Linked DNA regions of Homo sapiens: regions 1 and 3 are each linked to region 2. A link is a contact called in ENCODE Hi-C or POLR2A ChIA-PET data. All regions are on one chromosome and are shown on one strand. The core of a region is the stretch at or near the end of the contact, and the rest is flanking DNA. Distances in the headings are between cores, read along the strand shown.

Region 1 (3,605 bases), core at 204-2,703, 110 kb after region 2:
GCAGTGCCTTTGAGCAGCTTCATGAGCCTAGGATCTGACTCTCTTAGGAAAGTTCCTTGGAAGAGCCTACAGGTGACAACAGTGTTGAACTTTAGGCAAGCCCTGTGATACTGGAAAATTGCAAAGGTTAAGAAATGTCCCCACCCTTTTGTGTTCTGGGAAACAGCTCACTGCAAAGAACTCCCTTCCCCATATGACTTAGATGAGACTCATAGGTGCCCCCACTTGTTTACCTATGACAAGGCCAGACCCAGAGCCTCCAAACTCCCTTTCTTTGTTTTTGTGGTTAGTTTAACTGCCTGTTTCCACTGGTCAGTCGGAACAAAGTGTTCGTTAACCTAACTTTGGTGTAGAGTCTCTCCTTTCCCCAGGTCCTGGCCCACCCTCAGCCTGAGCCAGCAGACAACTCCTCTTTACAGACCTTCCTGATCAGCCCTCAACCACTGTCTGATTGTGTCACTCTGATCATCCCAGCCCCCAACACCCACTTCTTTCTAACCTTGTTTATGCCTCTTTAGCAAAGCAAAATATTTACTGCCTCATCTTGAGACACTTGCAGATTAAGTGGTCAGAACATTCCCTCTACTGCAATAATCCTTTTGAATAAAGTCTCTCCTAACTAAATCTGAGGTTTTTTTTTGTTTGGCAGTAAATTAATGAAGCCAAAGATCACGGGAGACCATCTGCTTGTGTTTACCCATGAGGCAGTGTGGCATAGGCGAATGGGTGCGAGTCTAGCCCTGCTATTCCTGCCTGTGTAACCCTAGAGAGCCTTTCTAATTACTCTCTGCCTCTGCTTCCTTACCTGTAAAATGGGCTAAATAATGGTACCTGTGTCAGTTAATATTTGTGAAATGCCTAATAGAGCCTATTCCAAACAATTACTACATCAGTCTTTTTAAAAAATAAAACTGTGTCTTTATTTTAATTTTCAGATGTTTCCACTCACAATATTGGTAAATGTAGAGTTTGCCTCTACTGACTGTCAGCTGAACATCTTGGTTAAGACTCAGACTGCCTGATTCTTCTCTTCCACTTACAAGCCTTGGGAAAGTCACATATAACCATGTGGAACCTCCACTTCCTCACATGGAAGGTAGGATTATCATAACACCCCCTCCTAGACTGGCATGGGCAGTCAGCAAGACAGGATTTCGCACTGGCCCAGCGTGTTGTGAATGGCTGTCATCAGTATCGTGGCTGTAACCGTGACGTCATTTCTGACTTATGATGTTAGAGATCAGGCTGTGCTAGGCCTGGTGTCTATGAAGTCCTGAGGCAGCTCAGGGGTCAGAGGGCCTTGAAAAAGTCTGTGGCTAAGGAATCACTCCTTGAGGAGAGGGGAAAATAATTGTATACTCCGGAAACCTGGCAACAAAGCCAGGGCTTTCGTGAGAAGTTGGAAGTGTTTCATAAGAGTTACCCAACAGTGGTGTTTGAAAATAAGCACACCAAGTATGGATTGCATGTTTACCAAGTTCCAGCTAGTTCACATGCATTTACTCACTGAATCCTCTCAATCACCCTGGGGGGTAAGTAATGTTACCATCACCCATTTACAGAGGAGGAAACTGAGGCACAGAAGGATTAAGTCATTCAGCTAAGACACAGCAGAGGTAGTTTGGAGCCAGGCACAGATTAGGATATAAACAACTGGGGTATAAAATATTCAAATCCTCCAAAGCACAAGGCTTAGCCCATAGTGGATGCTCAATAAAAAGCACATGTTGGATGAATAAGCATTGAAGAGGGCACTAGAATATTTGTGCCTTACAAACTGAGAGAGGGTCCTTTGTCACTAGTGCTGAGGGCACCTGACTCATAGTAAGTGCTCAACAGGGCAGAGAAAATGCTGAGGTTGGTGTTAAACTATGTCATTTGGGATCATTCTGTCTCTAGCAGCCTGGAAACCCATCAACTTGGGACAGGCAATGACTACTACAGACCCATTTGTACAAGATTGGAGTGAATTTGAAATAGCAGTTAATTCTAAAAATGTTAATAAAGACTCAGTTTATGTGCAAAAGGGAAATAATGTGAATCACCTTGAATTTGAGGGTATTAGGAATTGTGTAATGTAGTTGCAAAGTGTATTTATGCTACTGCCACATGGGGGCACCATATTAGCTGGTGAACGGAAACACCCCATCATTTGTTGGTTCAAGTCTTAAATTGGGCACGTTGTGAATAACGCGTGTTTGGGAGTTCTTCAGGCCAGGCCTCTTGAATAAAACGCATCCACCCTGTAAATACAGGACTGAGTGCTGGGATGCATGTGCCCTGGAACACAAGCACTGTCCTTTGGAAGCTACATTCAGAAAGAAGGAAGATGGGGGATAAATTTACAAACCTGTAAATGTTTTTTAGTCATTAATAAAACATCATACAAGAAATAAAAGCTCACAGTCAATACTGAGATCAATAAAAGAAGGTATTCTCCATAATCTCACCATATTGCATAACTCTCATAATGTTCATGTTCTTTTTCTTCTAGTCTTTTTTCCTACATATCGTTCTTTAACAGTTATAGCACACATACAATTTGACAGCTGATTTTTAAATTACTATTATATAGACTGGTTTTACATATTTCTACATAGTCTTCAAAGCCATAATTTTTCATTACTATAGATAAAATCGTCCCTATTAAAATACAGCCAAGAGAAATGATGATAACCTGGATTCTGGAGCTGGGAGACCTGGGTTCAAATCCCAGCTCTGTCACTTAACAGCTGTGTGACTTTGGCTGTCACTTAACCTCTCTGTGCCCCAGTTTCCCCATCTTTAAAATGGAGTGACAGTAGGACCTGGGTCATAGAGTTGTTCGAAGGATTAAATAATTTGATATATTAAAGTAATTGGAACAAGGTCTGGCACAAAGCCACTGCTCTCCAGATGTTTATTAAATAAATGGTAACTTTTTTTTTTTTTTTGACAGAGTCTCACTCTGTCACCCAGGCTTGAGTGCAGTGGCACAATCTTGGCTTACTGCATCCTCTGCCTCCTGGGTTCAAGCAATTCTTTGCCTCAGCCTCCCAAGTAGCTGGGATTACATGCACCTGCCACCATGCCCAGCTCATTTTTGTATTTTTAATAGAGACGGGGTTTCACCATCTTGGCCAGGCTGGTCTTGAACTCCTGATCTCATGATCTACCTGCCTCAGTCTTCCAAAGTGCTGGGATTACAGGTGTGAGTCGCCACGCCTGGCCCATAAATGGAAACTTTTTTTAAAAAACCGACACTACACTACTCCTTTCATTGGCTCCCTCCAGTTTCTGGAACCAAAAAGGTTTTCAGATCAGTTCTCTCAGAAGGTCCTCACTGCTTTTCTAGCCACAGCGATGAATCAGCCAAAGATCACAGCTCTGCTTTATGCGTCCTTGCCCCTAAAGCTCCTCCGAGTGCTCCCTTTGCCAATGATGTCTTCAACTACCAGCAGCTTAAGGTGGAGGTGCTTACGGGGTTGGTATCTTCAGAGGCACCAAGACCCTTTCTCATAGTGGAATCTCACTTCTTATGGTAGAACGGACAAACACAAATTGAAGATCTGCTATCTATCAGTAAAAGGATGTGATCTGAATAGGCATTTCATTTGTCCCACACA
Region 2 (3,708 bases), core at 1,050-3,549:
CTACGTTTAGGAGAGTCCTCATTTCCAGGCCAGAATGGTTTAGGTACCCTCGTTGTACCCTTTCATGACCCTCAAACTTTCCTTACCGGGCTCTCATCACAACTGTCATCTACAGCTAATTGTATGGTATATTAGTCTGCTACGGTTACTATAAGAAAACACTACACACTGGGTGCCCTATACAGACTGGTTGTGATTTTCTCACAGTGCTGGAGGCTAGAGGTCTAAGATCAAGGTGTTGGCAGGTTTGGTTTCTCCTGAGAGATTTTTTAAATTTTTTTTATTTTTTTGGCTTTCAGATAGTCTTTCCTTTATGCAAACACAACCTTGGTGTCTGTGTCCAAATTTCCTCTTCTTATGACGACATCAGTCAGACTGGATTAGGGCTCACCCTAAGGGTCTTGTTTTAATCACCTCTTTAAAAAGGACTGTCTCCAAATACATTCACATTCTGAGGCACTGGGAGTTGGAACTTCAACATATGAATTTTGGGGGATGCAATGTGGCTTATGATTAACCTCTACTGTTTCCACTTGTAAAACTTTTAACACGGACTTTGTCTTGTTCATATCTGAGGACCTTTACAGTTGATGCTGTCTTCTGAGCACACTCTACCTCCAACTCTTCATAAAACACGTTTTTCTCAACTTTCAAGCCTTAGCACCATCATCTGACAAGGGCCGTTCCAAACCACCTGGTCTAAAGTAACCCTAAGCGTTACTCTGTCACATCACTGTTTTCTCTCTTTCATAGCAGTCGCCACTTACTTACGTCCAGAATATCAGCTTCAGGAAAGGTGGGGATATGTGTTTTTACACGCTATTATACCCCCGGCATCTCACACACAGTCACAAGTGAATGAGATTCTGTAGCCACTTGGTACATTACAATGATTTTATTTACCCCTGGGAAAACCTAAAGGGCTTTTAACATCCAAATCGGTGTTTGAATTTCAGCTCTAACATGGATTAGCTGTGTGAACACCAAGTGCGTTACCCACTCTGTGTCTCAGAATCCTTAACAACACGATGACAATACCTTCTTTCCGGTTCTTATGGGGATTAAGTGAACTAATTAGCCCTAAGGTGACCAGGTCAACAATCTGACGTAGAACTCATGGTATCAGCCGAGATGCTATTAGCTTGAGGGTGTTCCAAAGCGTCGGACCTGGGAATGGTTTTCGAAAACGTGTTTAGGTGGTACCCAGAGCATTAAACACCAGGGTAGGAACGCTACCCTATTTTCAGTGGTTTTTTAAATTCTTTTTTGTTTTGTTGTTTTGTTTTTGAGACAAAGCCTCACTCTGTAGCCCAGACTGGAGTCCAGTGGCGGGATGTCAGCTCACTGCAGCCTCGACGTCCCGGGTTCCAGTGATTCTCCAGCCTCAGCCTCCCAAGTAGTGGAGACCACAGATCCGTGCCACCACACCCAGCTATTTTTGTTGTATCTTTTGTACATTTTTTGTATATTTTGTATATATTTTTTGTATGTATATTTTGTATATTTTTTGTGTATATATATATATATATATATATATATTTTTTTTTTTTTTTTTTTTTTTTTTTTTTTTGTAGAGGTGGGGTCTCCCTATGTTGCCCCTCGCTATGGTCTTTTCAATTCTTTGGATCAAAACCAGGCTTTGTTCTCATTCATGTGTCTTTGGCACCCATCCCTGCCTCCATCCCTTGCCATTTCTTGAGATTCTTCTGTTTAGCAGAGATCACTCGGCCAGACACGCATCGGCAGCAGCCTGGGAATGAAGCCAGCCTGCCTGGGGCGGCCCCCGCCGCGCTCCCCCGGGACTCCGGGCTGCTGTGAGGAAAGCAGCAACTCGTGGGGTCCTGGTGAAGAGAAAACGACCTGGACCCTGCAAAGCGACCCAGAACAAAGGGAGCCCGCCACCCACGTTATGAAGACAAAACACGTGGGTAACACGGCCCAGGCGGGTGGCAGGCGTGGCGGAAACCTCTCTGAGGCTGGCGAGGACTACTGAGTGTGGAGGGGGTCCCTGAGGAAGGGAGTCCCCGAGGGAGGATGGGCCTCCGAGGGGGCCAGGCCGACGTCCCGGGAAGGCGACCCGCGGCTCGGGGAAGCCAAGTTCTGGGTCGTCCTCTGACTTCGGCTTTTTTGCGGTCTGCCGCGCTCATCCCCGCGCCCGCCACCCCGCGAGCTTACCCGAGCCTCTCAGTCAGCAGAGCGCCCGCTGAGTGGCCGCGCCCGCGCGCAAGACACAGGGGAGGGGCGGGGCGGGGCGGCGCGCACTACGCGAGGGACGCAGCTGCGCACGCGGCTCCGCGCATGTGCGGTGAGGCTCGCGGCCGGAGTGCGGCGCTGGGCGGAAGCTACCATGGCGGCCGAGCGAAAGACAAGGTTGTCCAAGAATCTACTGCGCATGAAGGTGCGGGGACGCTGAGAGCGCCACTCCGGGCGGTAGGGGCACCCGGTCCTTCCAACCTGGCCGGGGCCGAGGCGGCGGGCGGACAAGGGACACCAGAGAGGCCTCAGAGGGCTTCCAGCTCTCGTGCTCATTCATTCACTTAGCGCCTGCTCTGCACTGTTTACTGGGAACCAGCTTACGAATTAGGCCGACTCTCTCAGGAGGCCCGCGGGCGGATGGGAGCTTGAGTACACAGAAGCAGTCAGGGTACAGCTTACCCAGTGCAGTGAGGGTAGAAGCGCTGGGGACCTTGGGGACTCACCGAGCTTCTCGAGAAGTTGTTGCTTACTTATATATGCAATAAATATGATATATGGGAAGTGTAACTCCTTAGCTGGGTAATTTAGGTAAATTCACTTCTTTCTCTGAATATCTCTTTTCCTCATCTTTAAAAAGAAGAGCATTAGGCTACATGAGTTCAAGCTCCTTTTTAATTTTGATAATACTTCTTTTAGTAGAGTTCTTCAGAGAAACAGAATCAACAAGATGTATATGTGTATATATGTGTATGGAGAGAGGGGGTATTTTTAAAACTGGATCACACGACTGTGGAGATGCAAGTCTAAAATCTGCAGGGTGGGCCAGTAGGCTGGAGACCCAGAGAAGTACTCAGTCCAAGTCCAAAGACAGTCTGCTGGCAGAACTCCCTCTTCTTCCAGGGAGAAGAGGGTGAGTCTCGCAGGGTAGTCTCTAGGTTACTGGGAGGGTGGAAGGCACAGCGTCCTAAACTAGGAGAAACTGAGTTCAGAAGTCTGAGAGGCAAGAAAGAAAAAGAAAACCATGGAAATTTCCAAGAATTAGAGACAATTCAGTATGTCTGGAAGGCAAGTACTAAGAAATGGGGTTGCAGAGTAGGCAATGGTCACAACGTGCAGGGAATTTGAGGCCAGATTAAAGATATTTTCCTTTATTTTGTGAGCAATGGAAAGCTATTGAAACGGGGAACAGTATCAAGAAAATGGCAAATATTTATAGTACTAGACAATGATTGAAGTGGTTTGCGTATATTAACCTATGCAATTCACATAATGACACTTTGAGGTGACTACAGGCAGTAACTCTCTTCTTACAGCTAAGGCAACTGAAACAGAAATAAGTAATTTACCCAAAGTTACACAGCTAATAAGTAGTGTAGACAGGACGGGAATTCAGGCAGTCTGGCTCCAGAACCCTGGCTCTTTATTACTACTCTGTACTCTGTGATGCCTGTCACTAAGCACTACTTCTAGAGAGTAGCAAACTGTTACATGTCATGTTTAAAGAGGTGGAAT
Region 3 (4,132 bases), core at 114-2,613, 94 kb before region 2:
AGAGGAAACAGGAGGATGCCAGAATTTGCAAAGCCAATCTAACCTGATGTAGCAGAAAAAAATCTTTGATTACACTAACTTGAGGTTAAACCTTAGAAGAACACATAATATAGGAAATGGGCAGTCCTAAAAGTAGCTGGAAAATGACAACATAAGTGATGTCGAAAGCTAAGGAATACTTCTTTCTGTGGGAGACCACGCTCAGGATCTAACCATTTTCCAAGCACAGAAGAGGCACTCTTTCTTGGGAACGCACCTTGTGGGGAATCACAGGGATTCCCTTCTTCTACCTCCCAACCCCCTAGAAGTCTCTGCCCTCAGATCCAGGCAGAGGAATCTGAAATGCTTACTTGGCTTCCCTCTTGGGACTTGCAGTCTCATTAAAAATGCAGAGAGAGCCTGGGAGGAAAGTAAAGCCCCATTAACTTGAAGGAGGACCATTGAAATTTCCCTGTGCACACAAGTCCTTGCCAGTGCGACCTTGGCCGTTTCCCGGCCTGGAAAAAAAAAAAAAAAAAAAAAAAAAAAGTGGCGACGGTCAAACTCTCTTTTCCATGGTTTGTTGTGAGAGCTCCAAGAACATGTGGAAACACATGGCACGTGGTAGATTCTCAATAGCACTAAGCTCTCCCTCCTGAAATAGAAAAGTGCGAGACACAGGGGAAGAAGTATAAGGGGGATAAGGGAGCAGAGGAGGGGAAAGGGTTGACTAGGGCTCCAGCTGCTCCTGCCCAAAAGGGAGCTACCAGGGAGCATCCTAAGTCAACTGTATTCCATGGCTGGAAGGTGGAGCCGGGAAAAAATGGGGAGCATAGAAGAGAAGTATCTTGATACCTCAACCCAATATAGTCATGTCTAGAAGGGAGACACTTTTCCCAGGGAATGTGTAGATGAGGTCAAGCTCCAATGAGAAGCTGTGAATTAACCATAATCTTCAGAGCCCAGAGCCTGGAGAGATGCTGATGGCACCCGGAAGTAGGAACTGAAGCTCTCCTACCCGTATTATCAGTAGAGCTTTTCCCTCTGTCAAATCAGAATCCTCTGGAGGGCTTGTTAAAGGACAGATTGCTAAACCCCAACCCAGCCTTTCTGATTCAGTAGATCTGGGGTGCAGGCCAAGAATGTGCATTTCTAACAAGTTCCCGTGTGATACTAGTTCTGCTGGTCCAGGGACCACACTTTTAAGAACCGCTGTGCTATACCTTTATTTAATATCCTTATGAGAGATCCTCAGCCTAAAGCTAACAGAGACTTTGAACAACTCCTCCTCCTATTGGCGCCCCTGCACTTGAGTTGAGACATTGTGCTAGCTGACGCCTGTGAGCCCTGCCAGCTCTGGTGTTCTGCGATTTTGCAAGGGTCTAACCAATTCAGTGCATTTACTGCTTAGCTCTGGGCTGGGAATGGGGAGAGAGCAGGCGTACAAGTGTGATTGAGCGACAAGGAGAATCTCCAAAAGACAGAAAGAGCAAATACTGCATTTTTTTCCTATTTCCCTAATTTTGTTCCATACTCTAAAGCACTCTCCTGACTTCAGCTAAGCTTGCCCTGGGATCCTGGGCTTGGCAGATATTTAAAATAAAGAATGAGCTGTTTGGCAAGGTAAAGTTTTCCTAAACGTCCTCCCCACCAAAGATTCTCAGCCCCTATGGCTGTGCTTCTGTGACTCAACAGTGACATCTGGTGGCCATGAAGGTGCATCCCAAGCCCTGATAACACCTGCTCGTGCTTCTGAAAACTACGGCACATACAGGGGATGCCCAAATTGCCGTAAATAAGCTCATTTATCAATCACATATAACATACCCCTACTATCTGCAAGCAAATTGTTCTCTTGGTTGAATGCGAAAAACATTAAAGTATCTGACTTCTATTTTAAATCTCTATTCATTGACCCATTTGAAAGGATACAATCCTTAGGAGGCTGACAACCCACTGTGGTTGATGCATCTTAACTAATATTCACATTTAAACTGTTTGGTTAAAGGAATGCGTCAAAGCATTTGGCAGTGGAAAAACAACACAGCCTAACTTTGCATGCAACAATTTGATCTAAGCAAATAAATAAGTTATTTTCATTTCCAGTTTAACGTAACAAGAATATTTCTACAAGATAATTTGCTTTCAAAAATTCTAGCTGTGAAGTTTAATAACAGAACATGAAGCTTCGTGTCATTTCATATTTATGCTCCAATCCCAGTTTTGACAGTTCCCATGGGCTCTGGACTGCTTGGCTAGAGATATTTTAGGCCATGTTTTCATAACAACAGGTAGAAAACGCAGCCCTAGAGCCAGGAAAAAATAAAGAGCCTTTAATAGGGTTTTAGACATGGGACTTGCTCACCTTTTTCTCCTCCTTGCTACCAGGCAAGTTTACAACTCAAAGAAATGGTCAAGTTTTCCCTTCCAGTCTCCTAAATATATGGTACTAGACGCCTGTTCCAAGCTCGCAGTGTCAGAAAAGTCCCTTCTCTCCCCGGATTGGCTAACAGCAATGGCAGCTAGCTGGTACTGATCAAGAGTTGATGCCATGCTGGGGGTTGTGCCCAAAGCATCATACGAAGCTGGCCAAATCTCCAGGGAATCACCAGGAAGGAAGAACTATGTGTATCTCATTTCACAGATGAGGTAATGGGGCCTAGCTGGTGAGGACCTTTGCACATGGTCTCACAGATAGCATGGGTTCTGAACCCAGACATCTAATTCCAGACTAGGATCAGCCCTGGCCAGGTGTGTCAGGGTGAATCTGACCCATCCTCACCTAGTCAAACCCTTCAAAGGGCAGCTTCACCATTTTCTCTTCCTGCCCTACATTTCCCACCACTCTCACACCCACAAACCCAGCCCCTTCCAATGGCATCAGTGCCTCTTGCCAGTGAAATCTCACCCTGCTTATCACTAGCCCTCCCACAGTCCACCCTTGCTTTAAGTGGGTGACATGAATGTTAAGCATCTTAAAGGCAAGACTCATGTCTAATTTGTGTCTATATTAATCCCAAGCGCTGGCACCGGACATTATAAGCAGTCAGCGGCCAGTACATGTTTGCAGGATGAACAGATGAATAAATGGACCTGGAGAAATGCACTTCCATGCTGTAAGAGATCCCTGGGGTCAGGAAGGGAGCTAATCCCATTGGAGGGCATGGACAGTGATGATGCTAACCCCCAAAGAGTGGACAGGGGAGTGGGAGCACAGGGAGGACATCTAAGGAATGTACTCAGAAGGCATCTCTATACCCAGGTTGTCACCAACAAGCAGAGTGATCCCACCACTGAACAAGACACCTTCAAGGCAGAGTCAGGCACTGCAGCATGAAGCCAAAACAGAGGACTCTGCAACCTTCCCCCTTTAGCCCCTCTGGTGGGGCATTTAGGAAATATACAGAACCCCCCTCTCTTCTCTAGCACAGAAGTACCACCACCCCTTTCTAGACTGTGAGCTCTTCGAAGGCACAGGCTGTTTGGTTCTCTGCTAAATCCTGGATATCCTTGACACCTAGAGGAGGTTCAATAGGTATTCTTAAAGCATTCAAGCCTTAATTTCAGCAGCCACTACAAAGCAGTGGTAAGGGAGAAATCTGTGTCATATCCAGAGCAACACCCAGAATTCCTCAGTCTTTTCTGAAACAGTGATGTATCCGTCTTCATATTTTGTAGATGCTAATTGTTGACAAGATGATTTGGTAGCTCAAAAAATTGGAACTGACACCGTCAACCTGTTTAATCCATTTACAATCTTTGATCATCAGTGCAAGGGACTTTGTCAACTGAGTGAGGCCAGTTTACCTTGTGAGGCCAGCATCTTGTTTCCTATTAGTGATGAGCATTACAAGTAAGTAGATTGGCTTAGCATGTTAAATAGCATCCAACAGCCCAGCAAAAATCACACGCTAATGTAAGAAAATAGAATCTGTGAAATAAGGAGAGGGAGGATTCAAGCCAATGCACATTTACTGAGCAAAAGTTTTGCTAACTAGCTTCGCCACCACTGGACTTGCTGCACCCCATCCTCCACAAATTGTCCAAAGTGATCTTTCTAAATGCCAATTGGCTCATATTGCCTCCCTGTTTAAAATTCTTTAGTAGTTTCTCCAATCTCTTTATCATGTCATCCCAGGCTGTCTGGAATATG

The links. A loop is a pair of places that touch in the nucleus more often than their neighbours do. ChIA-PET counts read pairs that join two places held with the same protein, here RNA polymerase II (POLR2A). Pooled maps may share reads with other maps.
Region 1: a pooled map shows a loop between it and region 2 (2.1-fold over the local background). The contact joins the enhancer-like site here to the promoter of MPHOSPH6 in region 2. A Hi-C loop is called at or near these places in 2 of 168 maps with a recorded cell type or tissue (Caco-2 and mammary epithelial cell) and 2 of 50 pooled maps. POLR2A ChIA-PET finds 5 or more read pairs at or near these places in 5 of 52 experiments (HEK293T, HepG2, MCF 10A and 2 more).
Region 3: a pooled map shows a loop between it and region 2 (2.2-fold over the local background). The contact joins the enhancer-like site here to the promoter of MPHOSPH6 in region 2. A Hi-C loop is called at or near these places in 1 of 50 pooled maps.

What each region holds. Positions count from the first base shown.
Region 1 is chr16:82,060,584-82,064,188 of GRCh38, reverse strand. The region is part of intron 1 of HSD17B2 (hydroxysteroid 17-beta dehydrogenase 2); the gene reads right to left. It overlaps HSD17B2-AS1 (HSD17B2 antisense RNA 1), which reads left to right. Exons shown (of 2, transcript XR_933797.3): 1 at 1-1,096. Among named protein-coding and RNA genes, the nearest start is that of HSD17B2-AS1, 4.4 kb to the left of the region's middle. Within about 2 kb of position 1,453, at least 4 of the 41 ENCODE cell types and tissues checked have a DNase peak (open chromatin) inside an H3K27ac peak, as active enhancers do; they include mammary epithelial cell, where a contact is called at or near this core.
Region 2 is chr16:82,168,815-82,172,522 of GRCh38, reverse strand. It overlaps MPHOSPH6 (M-phase phosphoprotein 6), which reads left to right and starts at 2,299. Exons shown (of 5, transcript NM_005792.2): 1 at 2,299-2,398. The coding sequence starts at 2,348. RefSeq lists a silencer at 2,164-2,323, a cis regulatory region at 2,370 and an enhancer at 2,298-2,442.
Region 3 is chr16:82,261,247-82,265,378 of GRCh38, reverse strand. No RefSeq gene overlaps it. Among named protein-coding and RNA genes, the nearest start is that of MPHOSPH6, 93 kb to the right of the region's middle. Within about 2 kb of position 1,363, at least 2 of the 41 ENCODE cell types and tissues checked have a DNase peak (open chromatin) inside an H3K27ac peak, as active enhancers do.